Linked DNA regions of Mus musculus: region 2 is linked to region 1. A link is a loop called in an ENCODE intact Hi-C map of the cell type or tissue named here. Cell type or tissue: left cerebral cortex. All regions are shown on one strand. Links, peaks and the distances in the headings refer to the core of each region. The heading gives the core; the rest is flanking DNA.

Evidence for each region. A loop is a pair of places that touch in the nucleus more often than their neighbours do. Peaks named below come from ENCODE experiments on the same cell type or tissue, not always from the same donor. Only the 100,000 strongest peaks of a DNase experiment are listed, where the experiment ranks them.
Region 2: it touches region 1 in a loop (2.1-fold over the local background); 7 of 42 quality-filtered maps call a loop at or near these places.

The regions. Positions count from the first base shown.
Region 1 is chr8:13,555,600-13,564,102 of GRCm38, reverse strand. It overlaps 1700029H14Rik (RIKEN cDNA 1700029H14 gene), which reads left to right and starts at 1,642. Exons shown (of 9, transcript NM_025601.3): 1 at 1,642-1,944; 2 at 3,970-4,021; 3 at 5,182-5,344; 4 at 5,431-5,478; 5 at 6,401-6,451; 6 at 8,114-8,178. The coding sequence starts at 1,755. In left cerebral cortex, for the core only: CTCF peaks have their summits at 1,850 (motif pointing right) and 4,522; a DNase peak (open chromatin) is centred at 6,398.
Region 2 is chr8:13,600,703-13,609,205 of GRCm38, reverse strand. It overlaps Rasa3 (RAS p21 protein activator 3), which reads left to right. Exons shown (of 24, transcript NM_009025.2): 4 at 3,250-3,344. Among named protein-coding and RNA genes, the nearest start is that of Gm34795, 21 kb to the right of the region's middle. In left cerebral cortex, for the core only: a CTCF peak has its summit at 6,403 (motif pointing left); DNase peaks (open chromatin) are centred at 2,909, 3,524, 6,432, 6,673 and 1 more place; H3K27ac peaks cover 657 bases.

The DNA of each region.
Region 1 (8,503 bases), core at 504-8,503:
GGCCACGCCAGCACCTGCACTCACATGCGCGCATAACTAGAATCGAGTTTAAGAAACTATAGTTATTAATATGACACAGCCAGTCCCCCCCCCAATAACCGAGGCAGAGTCCTATGGATTATTTCATTCTGTCTTGTACAATTATTGGGGAATTACCCCTAATCTATATTTCTATAGATTATTATACTTAATTTCCCAGCTGCACTCCCCCAATACTTGCGGTTTGACTCTTCTCCAGTCGTATCTGATCTTTATTGATCTTTAACAATTTGGAAGGACTCCATAGCTTTTCTTTTCCTATGGAACAAATGTAAAATCTCCCAACATAACATACCTTCTTTTTTCTGCATGGAGTTATTTTTATTTTTATCTGCTAATCTAATGCAGCAATCCTTTCTAACTTCACGTGGCTGCCTGTATTGTTCTCAGCTGCTCTCCTCCAAAGCAAAAATTGGCTGTTCGAATCCCACCTCAGTTACTTCTGGTCCAGAAGTCTGACCTGGGGTTGGGGGTGGGGTGGGGGTGCGTTTCATTTGGGCACCTGATCCTGCTCCATCACATGTAATGGGAGTCTCCGGTTCCCTCTTCATCCACCCTCTTTCTCCTCCTCGTGGTCCCCACCTGCAACCCCCAGCCCAGTGTCTGAAACCGCATCTTTCATATTCTCCCCAGTAACTGGCTATAGCCACCTTTATTTAGCCAGTGGTTTTAAATTGGGGAGCAAGGTTTTCATAGCATCACTGGTATACATAAGGATCTGCTCACTGGGCACAACCAGGTCTTGGGAGCCAGTATTTAGCATTTGAATACACAGCAGCACCAGACCAATCCCTAACACGTATCCACATAACACATATCCACACGCAGACATACACATACTCATAATTTAAAAGAAAAAAATTTGTCCAACGGTTAGTAGGTTGGAACACTGAGTTTGTGTTCGTTTGAATGTGCTCTGAGGCAGTGGTCACTTGTATTTAGCTGTAAAGCAAATGTCTATCCCCTCAGGGGAGAGTTGTATGCTATGTTGGCACCAGGGGGGAGCCCCAATCCACTGTGTTTGCTGTCATAGAGGAGCTGAAGAAACAGATTGGGGGGATAGTCCATGAAGATGACATCTGTAGACCCTGGGAGAGGCTGCAGGGGAGACATCCCTGCCCCTCCTTGATTTCTAGCCTTCAGCTGGGAGACATGTTCCCAACTGAGGTCGAGGTCCTGTGTGGGCAGGTTTCTCTGTCTGTGTAAGTCATCAAAATGTCTCCCACCAAGCCCTGCTCTCAGTGGTAAGTTTTGACCCACGGGCCTGAATGTAAACCAGATCACACTGCCCCAGGGCCATTTATTTTCCTGACTCTGCTTCCTGCCATCCTCACGCCCATAGAAACAGGAAGATTCTCAAATGGGAGAGAGCACTGGCTTCAGGAGCACACATTTGTGAGACACTGCCATCTAGAAGCCCCTCGCTGTTAAAGAATACCGAAGTACAGGAAAGTGGCAGATAGCAAACTGCCAAACTCAAAAAAAAAAAAAAAAAAAAAAAAAAAAACCAAACCAAAAAACCTAGAGCCAGCATGACCTCTGGGACAGCCCTCAACAACCATCCAGCTCTATCTTGTGATGTCACAGCAGCGTCATAGCAACAGTGAGTGAGATCGCGCTGGACCACTTTGCTGGCAGAGAGGCAGGGAGAGGCTGGCAGAGATGCCTTTGGTCTGAGGCTGTGCTGGTGACGCCCTCCTTCCCTCTGGGTCAGGATGGAGAAGGACCCCGCCGCGCACAGGAAGCACCGGCCTGGGCCTGGCGCCCTGCCCTCAGGAATAACCCCTGCATACCTCAAGGCCGCCAGTGACGGGGCGGAACTCCAGAGGAGCAGGAGTGTGGGTGGCTTGCACCAGAAGGGGGATCCACCAGTCTGCATCAGGAAGCTGCTACGCAAGGAGCTAGGTAAGGGGTGGCTCCCTCCTGGAGGACTGGGAGGGCAGGCAGACCTGGCCCAGCCTTAAGAAAGTACAGTTTGTGGACATCTGGACATGGGCAGTAGGTGTATCATGCAAGACACATTGCCATTAGGAGAAGGTAGCTGGTTTCCAACTCCAGAACTGCACCAAGCAATGGAAACCCTGCCTTTCTTTTGACCGCTCTTTGCTTGGGGCTTTTCTTAATAAGAAAGATCAGGGCTGGAAGAGTCTCCTAATAGTTAGCGTCTTCTGGAACACAGTCACATGTGTACATGTTTCTGGGAGTGTGGGGAGCTTCCAGTCCTTTTATCTTACATATGGGTGTTTTGCCTGCACGTGTGTATGTACACTATGGACATGCAGTGCTGCAGAGACCAAAAGAGGGCCTTGGATCCCCTGGCATTGGAATTAGACTTGAGTCCCATGTGCGTTTTGGAAATCAAAATTGAGACCTTTGGAATTACATTGAGCACCGTTTCTCCAACCCTCCCCGTCCATTTTTAAATCTTCTGAAAATAAGTCACCAGCAGACCTCCTATCAGGCACCTTCATTATTTGACCCTCTAGACTGTTATCTGAGGCTGGGATTGAACTGAAACCTACCCTTTTTTCTCCCTGGGGCATGTGAGAACTGCCAAGGTCTGAATTACAGTGCAGAGCTGTGTAACATCCCTCAGCCCTGGCCAGAAGGCCTCAGCCTTCTGCTTCTCACTGTTGGGACATCCACAGATGTCAACAACTCTGAGTACAGCACTTCAGACAATGCAGAGACAAGCACGGGATCTCCTGAGAAAGGGACACAGGGTACAGACCAAGGCCAGGTGTGCTAAGTACAAGAAGGGACAGGCTCCTTTCTGGAAAGGAGGCAGGTGGCTAAGCAGCCGGCATCTCTATGAGAGAAGGCATGGGAGATTGGGGTGAGGTTTGAAATGGATGGAAAGACTAAGAGGATCAACTGGTGAGGAAGTTTGTCCTGTACTTCCCTCAACTAGCCTGCAAGTTAACCCCCAGGAAAGGGCCAGCCAGCTCTGTAAGGGAGCCCTCCAACTCACGCTCTGGGCTTGATCTATAAGAACTCTTCTCTAGCACTTTGGAATTTCTGTCTGAGTCACAAAGCCACTGTGGGGAACAGGTAATTCCAGCTGAGGTCTGGCCCAGACGGCAACTCTGGGGGAGAGCCCAGAATATAGCCTCAAAGACGTTATCTGTGCACAACTCTTCCCATTGAACACTATGCTGAACTGCCAGGTCCCTGGAAGTTTGGGGGAGGAAGTTACATGCAGAAGGAGTACGCCAAGTTGGAAGAGCTCACAGCCAACTAGCGCCCTCCCTGCCCCCACCCCCCAAAACCAGGATCACCTGGCACAGCTCCCTACAGTTATTGCTCTGAAGCTAGGGAATTCATGTCAGCTTGTTAGGGTCCCCTCAGCCTTGAGCACATTCAAGGTACCTCCTGCCTGATAGGATAGAGGATAATCAAGATCACCCCAATGATGGGCCTCAGCGCTGTGAGGCATGGGGGTCAGGATGTTCCTGAACAAGTCATCCCATTTCCAGCCAGTGGCCATCTTGGGAAGGTCCCTTCTTATCTCCTGTTCTGCCTCTTCAATAATCCACACTGAGATAAGGACATTTGCAGGCCTGTGAGTGTGTCCCAGGAGGCCAGGGATGCCTGGGCTGGGTCACAAACATATACTAAGAAAGCAATGGAGGTTGTGCTTTTACAACAATGCATGAAGTGGGCTCAGAGTGCAAGCTCGGTCATGGAAGGTGTTGGGGCAGAAGGAATAGACGTATCCTTGGAGCATGGCCAAAGGAGCCAACAAAGATGAGAAAGGGAAGTCTTGCTAGCTATGGCTGTTAGTCTCAGGCTGGCCTTGAGCCTGCCCCGAGGAGAACCAGGCAGGACAGTGAGCCTGTGAGATAGCAAACTGTGGGAAGTCCTAGATGCAGGAGCCGTCGTATCATGTTTAGAATACTCACATATTAACCAACTGCCCTTGCTCCTCAGACTCTGAGGACCAAGGCAAAGACCCAAGAAGTGACACGGATGACGGCACCTAGTAAGTGGAAGCGGCCTTCTTCTGAAATGTGACAATTGGGGTGTGGGGAGTGGGCTTGGAGCCCTCCACTGGGGGTTAGGACTTAGGTGGGGGTGGAGGGACCCAAAGGAAACTGAATCCTTTGAATAAAGGGATGGTTGGTAGGGTTGAGAAGCCTCTTTATCCAAGAGACTTGTCATAAAAGCAGAAGCCACCGTAGTGTGTCTCTAAACCGCAGATAGCATTCTTCACTTCCTAGGCAGCCCTTCTGGCTGGTCCTTGTCTGCCATCGAGCTGACTTGGTGGTAGTATCTCAACAAATATCTCCATGTGCCTCTCCCAGAAAGGAATCTGCACCCTGTCTCATGTCAGCTGGGCCCATCGAGATCTCCTTGCTGAGCAGGGAGGGTGCATAACCAGCCTCGGTATTGGTCAGCTAGAACAAGATGTCTGGCCACCTAACACAGGGGCCATCCCTCAATACTTCCCACCATCTGCCCTCTAGAGGGCTTAAAAATCATGGAACCCAAGGGCTTTCCTCAGTTCTCAAAGTCCATTCACTGTGGACCAGGAACAGGCCAGACCACTTGTTTATAAATGACTTCCCATGATCCAGTACCAGTGAAAGGTACTAGACTAGGAAATCTTGAGGTAGAAGGATGTTGGCGACTAAGAAGCCACTGAAGGTGTCATTGGTTGCTGGAACTGGGTACCAACATGTCACATAGGCCTACGGCATCCCTCTAGACTCAGATAAAGGACAGGGACTTTGGGTAATGTAACCCCAAATATGTCAAAGGCCAGCAGCTATCTTGAGTCTTCCCTTTGGGAACTGTAGCTGTGAGGAGGCAGCTGTGTTCCCCGTTCCTACTCCAGTCCCCCAAACCACACTCAACAAAACACACGGGGTTGGGAGCTACTAAGGTGGTCATGAGTGACAGGCATGGATCCATTCACTGGTGCCCTAACTAAAGTCTCTACCTGGAGGGAGTGGGGCTGGTGTCTCCAGACAAGATGAATCGTTAGAGGGAATAGGAGGGTCTTTCTTTTTGCCTCCAAAGGGCCCATGGGTATACCCCACTCCTAGCATTAGGGGAGGAGCCAGGAAGACAGCAAGTGACTCCTGTCCTGACACTTATTCTACACTGCTTCTTTGACGCCCCTATCACACTTACCTCCAGTCGGGTGAGCCTAGAGGACGACAGGAAGAAAGGGAGCCAGGATGAGGTGGAAAAAATGGACCTCAAGTGTGCAAAAATGGACCCAGAGAAGAGTGACTCAGAGGCCAGTGCCACAGGGGAGCAGGACGATGCCTGCAAAGGACGATGTATCTCTGCGGCTGAGGTCAGGCCTTGGTGGTCCACCCACTCTGTCTGCCATCCTGTGAGGTGTCCCTCTACTTAGCTATTGGTGTCTTCTTGGGTTTACAGGAGCAGCATTCTGAGTCCACGAAGCTGGATCACCTTCTAGAAAAGCAGGCAAGAGCTGCTTACTTTAGCTACAGGAGTTAAGATATTTAAGTCTATCTGTAGACAAATTCCAGTGGGCTATGAGCACACTGTAGGCTTAGCCCATAAAGCCATCTAAGCAGGTGCTGTGCTGTCCAACTGAGCTGGTAAGGGGTTGAGGGACCAAGCTCTGGACTGGATTTGCCTGATCCTGCAACATCCTGCCCTAGCTTGCCAAACAATGAAGTCACTAACGGTGTGGATTGAAAAGATTCCACCTTCCAGTTGAGCTTAGCCCACCCAGAGACCCAAACCCAGGTGTGGTGACTGAAGACACACCTGACCTTGGCCACTGAGGTGCATCTTCCATACATCATACTGAATCATAAATCTCGCAGTGACCTTCATGAAGGAAGGTAGCTTTCTCCTCTTTCCCAACCCGTGTCACATGGAAAGGTGGCAGTAGCACCCATTCTTCACCAGGACTTTACAAAAGATAGTCCTTGGTAAGATTCTGGGCCAGCCAAAGTGCCAAACAGAGAACAAGGTGGCATGTCCTGAGCTGTTGGATCATCCCATCTTGTGGAGTAGATCTCATGTCAGTGAATGTGGCTCTAGACAAGAGTATGGAGGTGACCCATGTGCTCCCAGTAGATCAGGGATGAGGAGAGGTCCCCAGGTCTCAGGTACCTTGTCACCTGAAGGCCCTAACAACCAAAGTCAAGAAGGAAGAAACCCCTTGGAATATCAGTAACTTGTTTCCAATAGGTAGCAATGAGGCAGAAGGGCATACTCCCCCCTCTTCTGCCCAGAGCTAACCCTCTGGACACTTTGCTGTCTGTTACCATGGGGCCTCTGTAATCACCAGAATCTAGTGGAACCACTCAGGCCCAGATGTCTACAAGGCTGCATTCTGTCAAGCTCACTCATAAATTATCACTTCCATCCTTAGAAACCATCTGTGTTTGTGGAGATCGACCTGGGAGACCATACTGAGGAGGAGGTACAGGCAAAACCCTTCAGCCCAGAAATCCAAACTACCCACTGGGAAAGTGTCTGCACTGTGGGCTGGGACATAACTGACACATGATGAAGCGGGAGGAGAGATCCAAGGCCAGGCATTCCAGGGACCCTCCATGGTGCTGGTGCTGAGGAACGGCCTTTGGGAATAGAATGAGAACACCTATGTTCTCTCTCTCTCTCTTTCTCTGTCTCTGTGTGTCTGTCTGTCTGTCTGTGTCTGCCTCTGTGTCTGTCCCTGTCTGTCTGTATGTCTCTGTCTCTCTGTCTCAATCTTTGTCTCTCTGTGTCTGTCTGTGTGTCTGTCTGTACGTGTCTGTCTCTGCCTCTGTCTTTGTGTGTGTGTCTGTTCCTGTCACTATCTGTCTCTGTCTCTATCTCTCTGTCTTTCTGTGTGTCTCCGTCTCTCTGACTCTCTCTGTATGTCTCTGTCTCCCTGTCTTTATCCCTCTCTGTCTCTCTGTATGTCTCTGTGTCTGTCTGTCTCTGTCTCTGTCTCTCTCTATCTCTGTCTCCCTCCCTTTAGCATCACCCTGTGCCCTTGAGTACCCAGAGCATCTGTAGGAATTGTGCTGTGGGGAGGAAATGGTGCACTTGGAGCTGGGAGAATAGGAAGTGTATGGCTTTGTCAGTGACTGCTCAAACCACTCAGACCCTCTTGTGCTCGATGCTCCATCACGGAATGCAAACCATAGTAACTGCAGCATCTTAGGGTTGTTTCCTAAAGCTCGCAAAACTGTGTTCCAAGGTCACAGTTTTGCGAGCTTGGAACTAAGTGTCACCGATATCATTACCATGATCACAACACTGCTGTCTCACCATCTCTCTACATCACCATCATCACCGCCATCACCACTGGTGGGGGCCACCATTAACATTAATATTATCACTACTGTAACGACGATTGCATTTTTATGTCTGTCACCATATTTTCATGCTCATTATCATTGTCACCATCAACACCACCACCACCATCACCAATATCTCTGTCCTTACTATCACTATCACCACCACCACATCATCATCACCATCACCATCATCACCAATATCACTGCCATTATTATTATCTATAATAATGTCTACATCACCATCATCACCACCATCATCCATAAAATGATGAGGTTTTCTCAGTGGCTTGCCAACATAGTTATTTGGTGTCTCTTCCTCTGCTTCTCTGCTGTAATGAGCAGAAGTCTTTTTGGGTGATTCCTGAGCATCTCTGTTGACAAGTTTGAAGGGTGCCTGAGGGTTGGTTATTTTCCAGTTTACACCTGCTATACCTTTAGGTTTTGAATCACACACACACCAAAAAAAAAAAAGAAAGAAAGAAAGAAAGAAAGAAAGAAAGAAAGAAAGAAAGAAAGAAAGAAAGAAACCCTGGCCATTAAATCTCTGAGGCTACTGCTCTATGAGGCCCTGAGTTCTAAGGACTCCGGAAAGGTCAACCAGCAGAAGAGCTAGACCAAGGGGCCAGCCAGGTTCCCCCATCCTACCCCAGGGGCCATGGAGTGTCACATAAGGAGCCAGGGTCCCTGATGGGCAAATTCCCACTCAACAGAGTATAGTTTGGCAGGACATTGAGGGTCCCAGGGCCTGGCCTCTGTCTCTTGGGTGGGCTCCCTAGGTTGTTGTGCTGCCTCCCCAGGTCATCACCTGTGCCATCAAAGAAGAGAAGAGGCTCCCCAACATAGGAGACTTGTCTGAAGATGAGTAAGTATTGTGGAGGGCCGGCCCTACTTGAATAAATGAATGAATGGGGGTGCTTATCCAGAGTGACATCCCCACCACCAACTCCTATGGTGGCAGCACCGTGCCTCCTGCCTTCCCTCCACCCCCCGAAACCATGCATAAGCCAAGTGATTCGGGGGGGGGGTCAGAGAGGCTAAAGAACAAGGAACAGCACAGTAATCTTTCTCAGAGCTGGGGGACACATTTACCAGGAGCCACATTTCACTCCACCACCAAACTACAACTCGTCATCCCATCCGCCAGCAAAGCAACCGAGAAGGAGAAGGGAAAGGTTGTGGCGTCAGGG
Region 2 (8,503 bases), core at 183-8,182, 45 kb before region 1:
TCTGATGCTACTCTTGGGTTTGCGGTACCTTCTTAGACATGAGAGTCCTTCTTAGATCTGGTGTTTGAAGTGTTCGGTTTCCCTCTGAGGTCTTGGGGTGGGGTTTTTCTCTCAGGATGTAGCGCTGCTGGCTTGGGTCCTTGGGTGCTCTCTGAGGTATTATAGATACTGTCAGGACCTCAGACACTCTGTGAGGCATCTGTCAGCCCTCGCTACACCCACTGGCTGACCTGATGGCCTCTTGCTTTCAGGCCCTGAGAAATGGGGACCTCTAGGTGACAGGTTTCTCTTATCAAGGAGGAAAGGGCCTGAAGACCCGGATATGTGTGTTCTAGGAGTCCAAACTGAGTCACTTTCAGTAGAAGCTTCTAAAGAAGAGGGTAATAGACTCTGTTTGAGGAGGCAAGACCCCAAGTGTCTCACAGGAGCACAGGGGCACTGGCCAGGCCTAGCAGACGATGCATGAATGGATGAATGGTAGCCTCTCCTCCTGGGGTCCAGCATTTCCCTCCTAGGGTCCAGCATCTCCCTCCTGGGGTCCAGCATCTCCCTCCTGGGGCCCAGCATCTCCCTCCTGGGGCCCAGCATCTCCCTCCTGGGGCCCAGCATTTCCCTCCTAGGGTCCAGCATCTCCCTCCTGGGGTCCAGCATCTCCCTCCTGGGGTCCAGCATCTCCCTCCTGGGGTCCAGCATCTCCCTCCTGGGGTCCAGCATCTCCCTCCTGGGGCCCAGCATTTCCCTCCTGGCATCCAGCTTCCACATGGGGGGAGAGGGCTTTAACAGCTTCTTCTTGTTCTCCCAGCTGTGAAATGGACTAGTTCTCCCCATGGGTTTGCACATCTGCATGACGTCACCTTCTCTTCTGTGTTGTCAGACAGAAGCATCAGGCTCCTTGACCCCTCCCAGCCACAGAACTCACACCAGCTTCTTGACACAGAAGTCCTCACTTCGAGCATTTTGTTAAAAGGTCCCAGATGAACCAGAGCACCTGGCGCCCACACTGCTGACCCAGGCACTGGGGAGGAAGTGTGGCAGTTTAGGGAGGACGGTGAGCTCAGATCATGATACACACGAGCCTTGTGACCCGAGCTTCAGAAAGCGCAGATCCAACTAAGGCTCCTCCCCATCTCCAAGATAGAGCAACTCATGCATGCGCCGATGTTTCCTCTCACTGTGGACTTTCCCAGTGGAGCTACTTTGTGAGACATACTTATGTCGTCATTCGAGGAAAACAGTTATAGAACTGTGTGGTGCAGCTAGAATTCCACGTGTAATCTTCCTCACTGTCTGAGGGAGATGCTGACCCCAGGAGGGAGATGCTGACTCCAGGAGGGAGATGCTGACCCCAGGAGGGAGATGCTGACCCCAGGAGGGAGATGCTGACCCCAGGAGGGAGATGCTGACCCCAGGAGGGAGATGCTGACCCCAGGAGGGAGATGCTGACCCCAGGAGGGAGATGCTGGACCCCAGGAGGGAGATGCTGGGCCCCAGGAGGGAGATGCTGGGCCCCAGGAGGGAGATGCTGGGTCCCAGGAGGGAGATGCTGACCCCAGGAGGGAGATGCTGACCCCAGGAGGGAGATGCTGACCCCAGGAGGGAGATGCTGGACCCCAGGAGGGAGATGCTGGACACCAGGAGGGAGATGCTGGGTCCCAGGAGGGAGATGCTGGGCCCCAGGAGGGAGATGCTGGACCCCAGGAGGGAGATGCTGGACACCAGGAGGGAGATGCTGGGTCCCAGGAGGGAGATGCTGGGCCCCAGGAGGGAGATGCTGGACCCCAGGAGGGAGATGCTGGACACCAGGAGGGAGATGCTGGGCCCCAGGAGGGAGATGCTGACCCCAGGAGGGAGATGCTGGGCCCCAGGAGGGAGATGCTGACCCCAGGAGGGAGATGCTGACCCCAGGAGGGAGATGCTGGATCCTAGGAGGGAGATGCTAGGCCCCAGGAGGGAGATGCTGGACCCTAGGAGGGAGATGCTAGGCGCCAGGAGGGAGATGCTGGACCCCAGGAGGGAGATGCTGGGTCCCAGGAGGGAGATGCTGGACCCCAGGAGGGAGATGCTGGGCCCCAGGAGGGAGATGCTGGACCCCAGGAGGGAGATGCTGGACCCCAGGAGGGAGATGCTGGACCCCAGGAGGGAGATGCTAGGCGCCAGGAGGGAGATGCTGGACCCCAGGAGGGAGATGCTGGACCCCAGGAGATACTGGACCTTAGAAGGGAGATGCCGCTTTGATGTTTCTTCCTTCTGAATGTTTTGAGTCTTGTAAAAGTTGAGTGAAGGACTTCAAAAACAAATGCTAGTAGCGATGTCTAAGGAATGGGAGTCAGGATGAGTATTCTGCAAAGGCCAGCACCCCCTATGCCGGCGTCAGCCCCGGAAGCACAGGGTAGCAAGGACATAGATAGGTCTCCCAGCCTCGAGCTTCAGAGGTTAGCCTGCTGTCCAGAGAGAGCCGAGCCCAGAGCCGCAGGATTTTGTTATCCTTCTCCACAGACATAAGCTCGATCTTATGAAACTTTTGTTTCATGTGGGATAATTCACTAGAGACAAAAAAAAAAAAAAAAAAAAAAAACCACCTCCCACTGTGGGACAAAGGTCTGTTTTGCAAGAGCCACACAGTAGCTGTCTTCAGCGGTCAGAGGCCTCAGGACCCTATAGTGGAAAAATCAAAGGAACACCCACCAGGTGGGGGAGGGAAAGAGGGCCCCTGTGGCAGCCACTGTCCTTCAGGCACATGTGCATGGCCACTTGCCACGCGTACATATGCCACATGACATATAAGTGAAAGATTGCACATTTGCGTCCCATTCAGTAGCTTTTATTAGAAGGCACACATTCCTACCACATTATCATAAACCTATGTAGTGTTTTGCTCCCATCTACATTTTGTGGAAAGGGTGGCAGCAGAGGTGGTAGACAGCCAGACCTGCTGTGTGGGAGCCTGACAGGCCAGTAATGGCTGAAAATAGACTGGCCCCTTTCTCTTATAGTCAGCCTGCTGCAGCAACTTAAGTACAGGCGAGGTGGAAGAGTGCTTATCTGTAAAAACTGGTTCTTCTGCCGTATAGCTTGCAGGAAGTGCTGTTATGTGAACAGGCAAGTCTGCAGCCTTGACCAAAGCCAGTGTGAAGTGCGCTCTGCAGCTTGGAGGCTCCGAGTCTAACCTTACTAAGGAGTGGGGCTCCAGCCCCCTTGACCTCTTGTGGGTTTCCCCTCCATGACCTTTGCTCTCTTCCTGTGTTCCAGGCAAGGTGGCCATCCAGAAGGAAGACTTGCAGAGGTACCACAACAGGGACACATGGTTCCAGCTGCAGCACGTGGACGCAGACTCAGAGGTGCAGGTGAGATTTGCACGTGGGTTGGGTTGGGGTAAGATAAGCTCAGGCTGTGGGCCTGAGATGGAGAGGAGCCAGCAGGCTGCGTCTTCACCTCTGTGGCTGAGCTCTGCAGCCCTGTTCCTCGGTCATGTTTGTTGCTCTGGCTGCTGGTGTGCGTTGTCAGGCAGATGGAAGCAACTTTAAAATACAGAAGGTGGGGGAAAGAAGCGGCAAAGAGCAAATCGTAAACTTGGGTAGCATGCTCAGTGCTGCTATTCCTGGAGAGAGTAGCTGAGCCACAGAACTGCCAACCACCCCATGGCGTGCCTGCATAGTGTGTCCTCTGGGACGGAGCACCCGGCTTACGGAAATAGAGAGATCATGCGCACTTAGGTAGGTAGGCCTGGCATGGCTGTCCCTTGATGAGCAGCATAAAACCTCCTAACCTGGCTTTTCTAACTGTCTTAGTTAGGTTTTTACTGCTGTAAACAGACACCATAACCAAGGCTAGTCTTATAAAGGACAACATTTGATTGGGGCTGGCTTAAAGGTTCAGAGGTTCAGTCCATTATCATGGGGAGGGGGAGTGCAGGGGAGCAGGGCAGCATCCAGGCAGGCACAGTGCAGGAGGAGCTGAGAGTTCTACATCTTCATCTGAAGGCTGCTAGTGGAAGACAGACTTCCAGGCAGCTAGGATGAGGGTCTTAAGCCCACACCCACAGTGACACACCCACCTCAACAAGGCCACACCTCTAATAGTGCCACTTCCTGGACCAAGCATATATAAACCATCACACTGACCTTAGCATGGCCACTCTTAAAATTGCCTGTAAGAGGGGATGGCAGGTGTCACATGCCCAGGGTGCAAACCTGTTTATGACTGTGGCCCTTGTCATGAGCCCTGGTTTTAGATAAAGGACAGCTGCAATGACCTTTCACTTTGCCTGCTATGTCCATGTTATGGCTGGGAGCTGGGTCACAGAATTCAGCTCCCCTGTTCAGGAGTAACATGGGTAGTTGGTCAGCCTCTGCAAGCCTCATCTGTATAAAGTAGAGGTTTTGTAGGCCATGGAGACTTACATGTAGCCTAGCAGTGCTAGGTGCATTGTGGGATATGGAGGTTTATGCTGGTTTTATCCTGAGTAGATAGAGTCTGGGGAAAGTCCATGAAACAGACATACTGTAAAGAGCCGGGTTGTAGGAAAGAACTCAGCAGAAAGAATTTACTAACAGTTAACGGGGGAAGCTCTGAGCTGTGCATCCTTGTGTCCTAGGACTCCAAGACTACAGACGAGGCTAGTCTGCCTGCCCCACATCCTCAAGGTTCTCTTCCTCAGTCTGGCTTTTCTAAGCACAGGGCAAGGGTGTCAAGGCCAAAGGTCATCCACCCGTAGAGTTGGCAGTGAGATCAGCACAAGAGAAAGTGAGGCACTGAGTAGAATCTCATGGCCACGGTGCAAATGAGCATGCAGAAATTTCACTCACGGAGGGACACATGTAATTTCCAATTCATTGACCCAGCCTCCCAAGGGCCCACTTGTGCCGTGGGAGCTAAGTAATGCAGCGATCACCTACGGAAGCAATCATGGTTCTCCGGCAGGAAAGGAGAGCCTTTTCTGAAGGCAACAGTCCCCCTTCCCTCCCTGGCTCAGGAAGCTTCTCCATTGCCAGGAGTTTCAGCCTTATTCCTCCTTAGATTCCCAAGGCCAAGGTCAGCTCAGCACCTGCACAGAGCTGCAAGATCCCTTCCAGGCGTAGTCTTCCTCGAGTTAGAGTTCATTAACAAGTCTTTGCTGTTTATTAGGCATTGAATTTTTAAATGGCTGCAGGTTCACAGGACGCTGCAAACAGAAGTCCACAGGAATATTGCCAGGAAGTTTGGATGTTATCTTTTTCCCCGTCTAAAGCCCCCCTAGCCTGGCCTTTCTAACTGTCTTAGTTAGGTTTTCACTGATGTGAACAGACACCATGACCAAGGCAAGTCTTATAAAGGACAACATTTGATTGGGGCTGGCTTACCGGTTCAGAGGGATAACATTTGTGAGCACCCAGGCGTGGCTGGTACAGGTCACATGACTGTGTACTTATTCTGTCTGATCTCACCAGTGTACGCACAAGCACGCATGCACACGCAAGCACACACATACATGTACATATACATACACACACATGCACACACAGGTACACAAGCATCTGTATGCGCATGTGCACACACATGCACAAGAATACACACACACATGCATGTACACATACATGCACGCACACACATGCATACACACATGCACACACACATGCACACGCATGCAGTTCATGCACACACTGTTCAGGGATTTTAGTGTCTCATAAACCTTGCCACTCTAACCATTGCTAAGTACAGCTCAGTGCCATCGTGGGCATTCCTGTGTTCTTTGCCATTACCCTTCTCCAGATCTCTTTCAACCCATTAAACCCAGGTTCCCAGGCTCAGAATCTACCACTCCACTGGGCCAGGAGTGAGGGCGTGGGTGGGTGGGTAGGCAGCGACTTTGCTTAGAACTCAGGTGAGTTCATCTCTTGGGACGGTCTCGTTAGACGAGTGTTACATCACAGGTCCATGAATGTTGTACTGTGTCAGGATCCCTGCCTTCCTTAGGCTGGGGGCCTGAACCACATTTTACATACCTGTTAACCATGTGAGTTATTGATACTGCTGGGCTAGTAGATGTCTTTGCAACTTTAGCCCTTGTACACATTTGTATCACAGCTACTACAATCAAGATTCAGAACCATTTTATCACCACAAAGCTATCGGTATAGATGCATATGTCAATCTCATGTCTGGAGGGGGATTTCTTCTCAATGCTGGAAGGTGACTAAGGCATCATTGGGGCAGCTCAATTTTTCCTTGAAGCTTGGCGTGTATGTCAGTGAAAATAGATCTTGACCTCAGCCCTCTAGTCGTCTGAGACCTAGGATCCTGAAAGGCAATTGAAAAGGCTGGAGAAATGGAGCAATAATTAAAGAAAGCCCAGCATCCCCTTGGTAGTCCTCAGCCAACTATAACTCCAGTTCCAGGAGATTTAACGCCCTCTTCTGGCTACCGCAGGCACTGCATGCACGTGACACACAGTAGTGCATGCAGGCAGAATCCCCACATACGTAAAAAGAAATAAATCTCAAAAAAAAATAATTAAAAAAAAATAAGTCTTCGCTGCTGTTGCTGGGCTGAGGGATAAGTAGGTCTCTGTAGGACTCGGTCCCTCTCTGGTGAGTGTGACACTAGAACTTCATTCACAGTGGCCGAGATAGGGAGGCGGCACCTCCCCTTAGCCTGACCTTTAAATGGTAACCGCCATCTTTGCTCCGCAGCTGTGGCTTGTTTTGAAAATGTCACATTTACAGTTTCTAGAAGGGCAGAGAGAGTGGCATTTGGGTTCTTGGATCCACCTGTTTTGTAATTTGTGGGAAGGAATCACACATTACAGCAGAGGGAACGGGGCCCACAAGAGAAACCATGTGTCACTAGAAGTGGAGAAAAAGACAGCTAAATGTCTTGCTTCCTTCTGGAACCAACGCTGTTCAGAGGTCTTTGATGAGCCGCTTTATTATATAGAACCAGCCACTTCTGCTGCTCCCTTCACAGAGACTCGTCAGCTACGGGGATGGCCCTGTCAGGAAGGCAGGGGCTGCAGCTGGCGTGGCGCCCCACAGCCTCCAGCATCCTCTGGTTCTGAATGGTATGGAGAAGGATGGCACTGGCCCCTCCCCTACTGCAACACCCCATATCTGTGTTTCTGAACTGGTTATGGACATGTAATGTATTCAGGACATATGGTATGTCACCCTAGATCTGCCATTCATACAGGCAAATACCATCTTGGTCAGAGAAGGGGTGGGCATGCCACCTCTCCCAGAGTGTTTGGGAGTGTGTCTTTAGTGTCAGATCATATAAAAGGTTGCCAGTGGTTGCCCATGGTCAAGGGCCACTTTTTTCTCTGGGGTTTTTGAAAGCATGGGAGCTGAGAAAAGTGTTGACTTCCTTCCCTGGCCCAGTCCTGCCTCTGGGTTTGTTTGCTTTTGTTTGTTTGTTTGTTTGTTTGTTTTGTGCGTGCCTCATCCGGTCTTGGCTACACAAATCTCACCTAGAGCCATCTCCACATTTCTCCCTGCCTTGGCCTAGTGACCACTCAGGCTGGTAGGGATGGTTTAGAGGGGAGTGTCCCTTAAGGAGCCACCCTCTCATGATGACCTGGCCAGGAGTCCTCTCAGTTTCATGAGGCAGCAATACATTCGAAATTTTGTTACCAGTTAAGTTTTTGGGGACACTAAGCAGAGATCTGAGCTGTGTCCATCTTCCTGGAGCCTTGACAGCCCCCTTCATAACAGCGTTGGCAGTCATTGTTTCCCAAAGTACACACCCTCGGTGTTAAGTGGGCCACAACCCGCTTGCTGCACAGGCGGCGTTCCTTTGCATGCTCAGGTTGGACACACCCTCACTGAGGTCTTGGGAAGTTGCGTCTTTCTCTTTTTGTTTGGGTAACCTGACTACAGGTCTATCGCTTCAACGATCTCTTCAGCGGATCTGTTTGGGGTTTTGATTTCCTCTCACTTCCTGCTTTTCAGATTTTGCTGTTTTTGGTGTGTGTGTGTGTGTGTGTGTGTGTGTGTGTGTGTTTGGTTATTTCTGCTTTCGGAGGATAACTCTGTCCTAATTTACTGATTCCGGGTCTTTCTCCTTCCCAGAACATGCATCCCACGAATCCTGCTAAGCTGTACTTTCATTTTCATTTATTTAAAAATACTTTTAAATTTGCCTTAAGACTTCTCTAACCAGAGTGATATTTGGAAGTCGTAATCTTCGTGTATTTGGAGGGTTTCTTTTGGTTACCAGTTTCTAGTCCGTCCCGTGAGTGCTGAGAGTGGACTCTGGTTTTCCCCCCATGTATCTGATGAATGATGCTGAAGGTACTTCCCTTGTCCCCAGCGAACTCAGTAGGGTAGTCCCTGCTGTGTGACAAGGTCTAGGAACTCCGATTAGCTCCTCTCAGGACCTCATACAGTGGAACCGGGCCACCTGTCACCGCCTCTGTTCTCGGACATTCTTGATATTCATCTCAAGGCTGGAGGGAAGACTTGTGGCACTTCCTTTCCAGGCCATGAAATAATGTTTCTCTCTCGGATCAGAGTGAATTCGGAGCCACCTG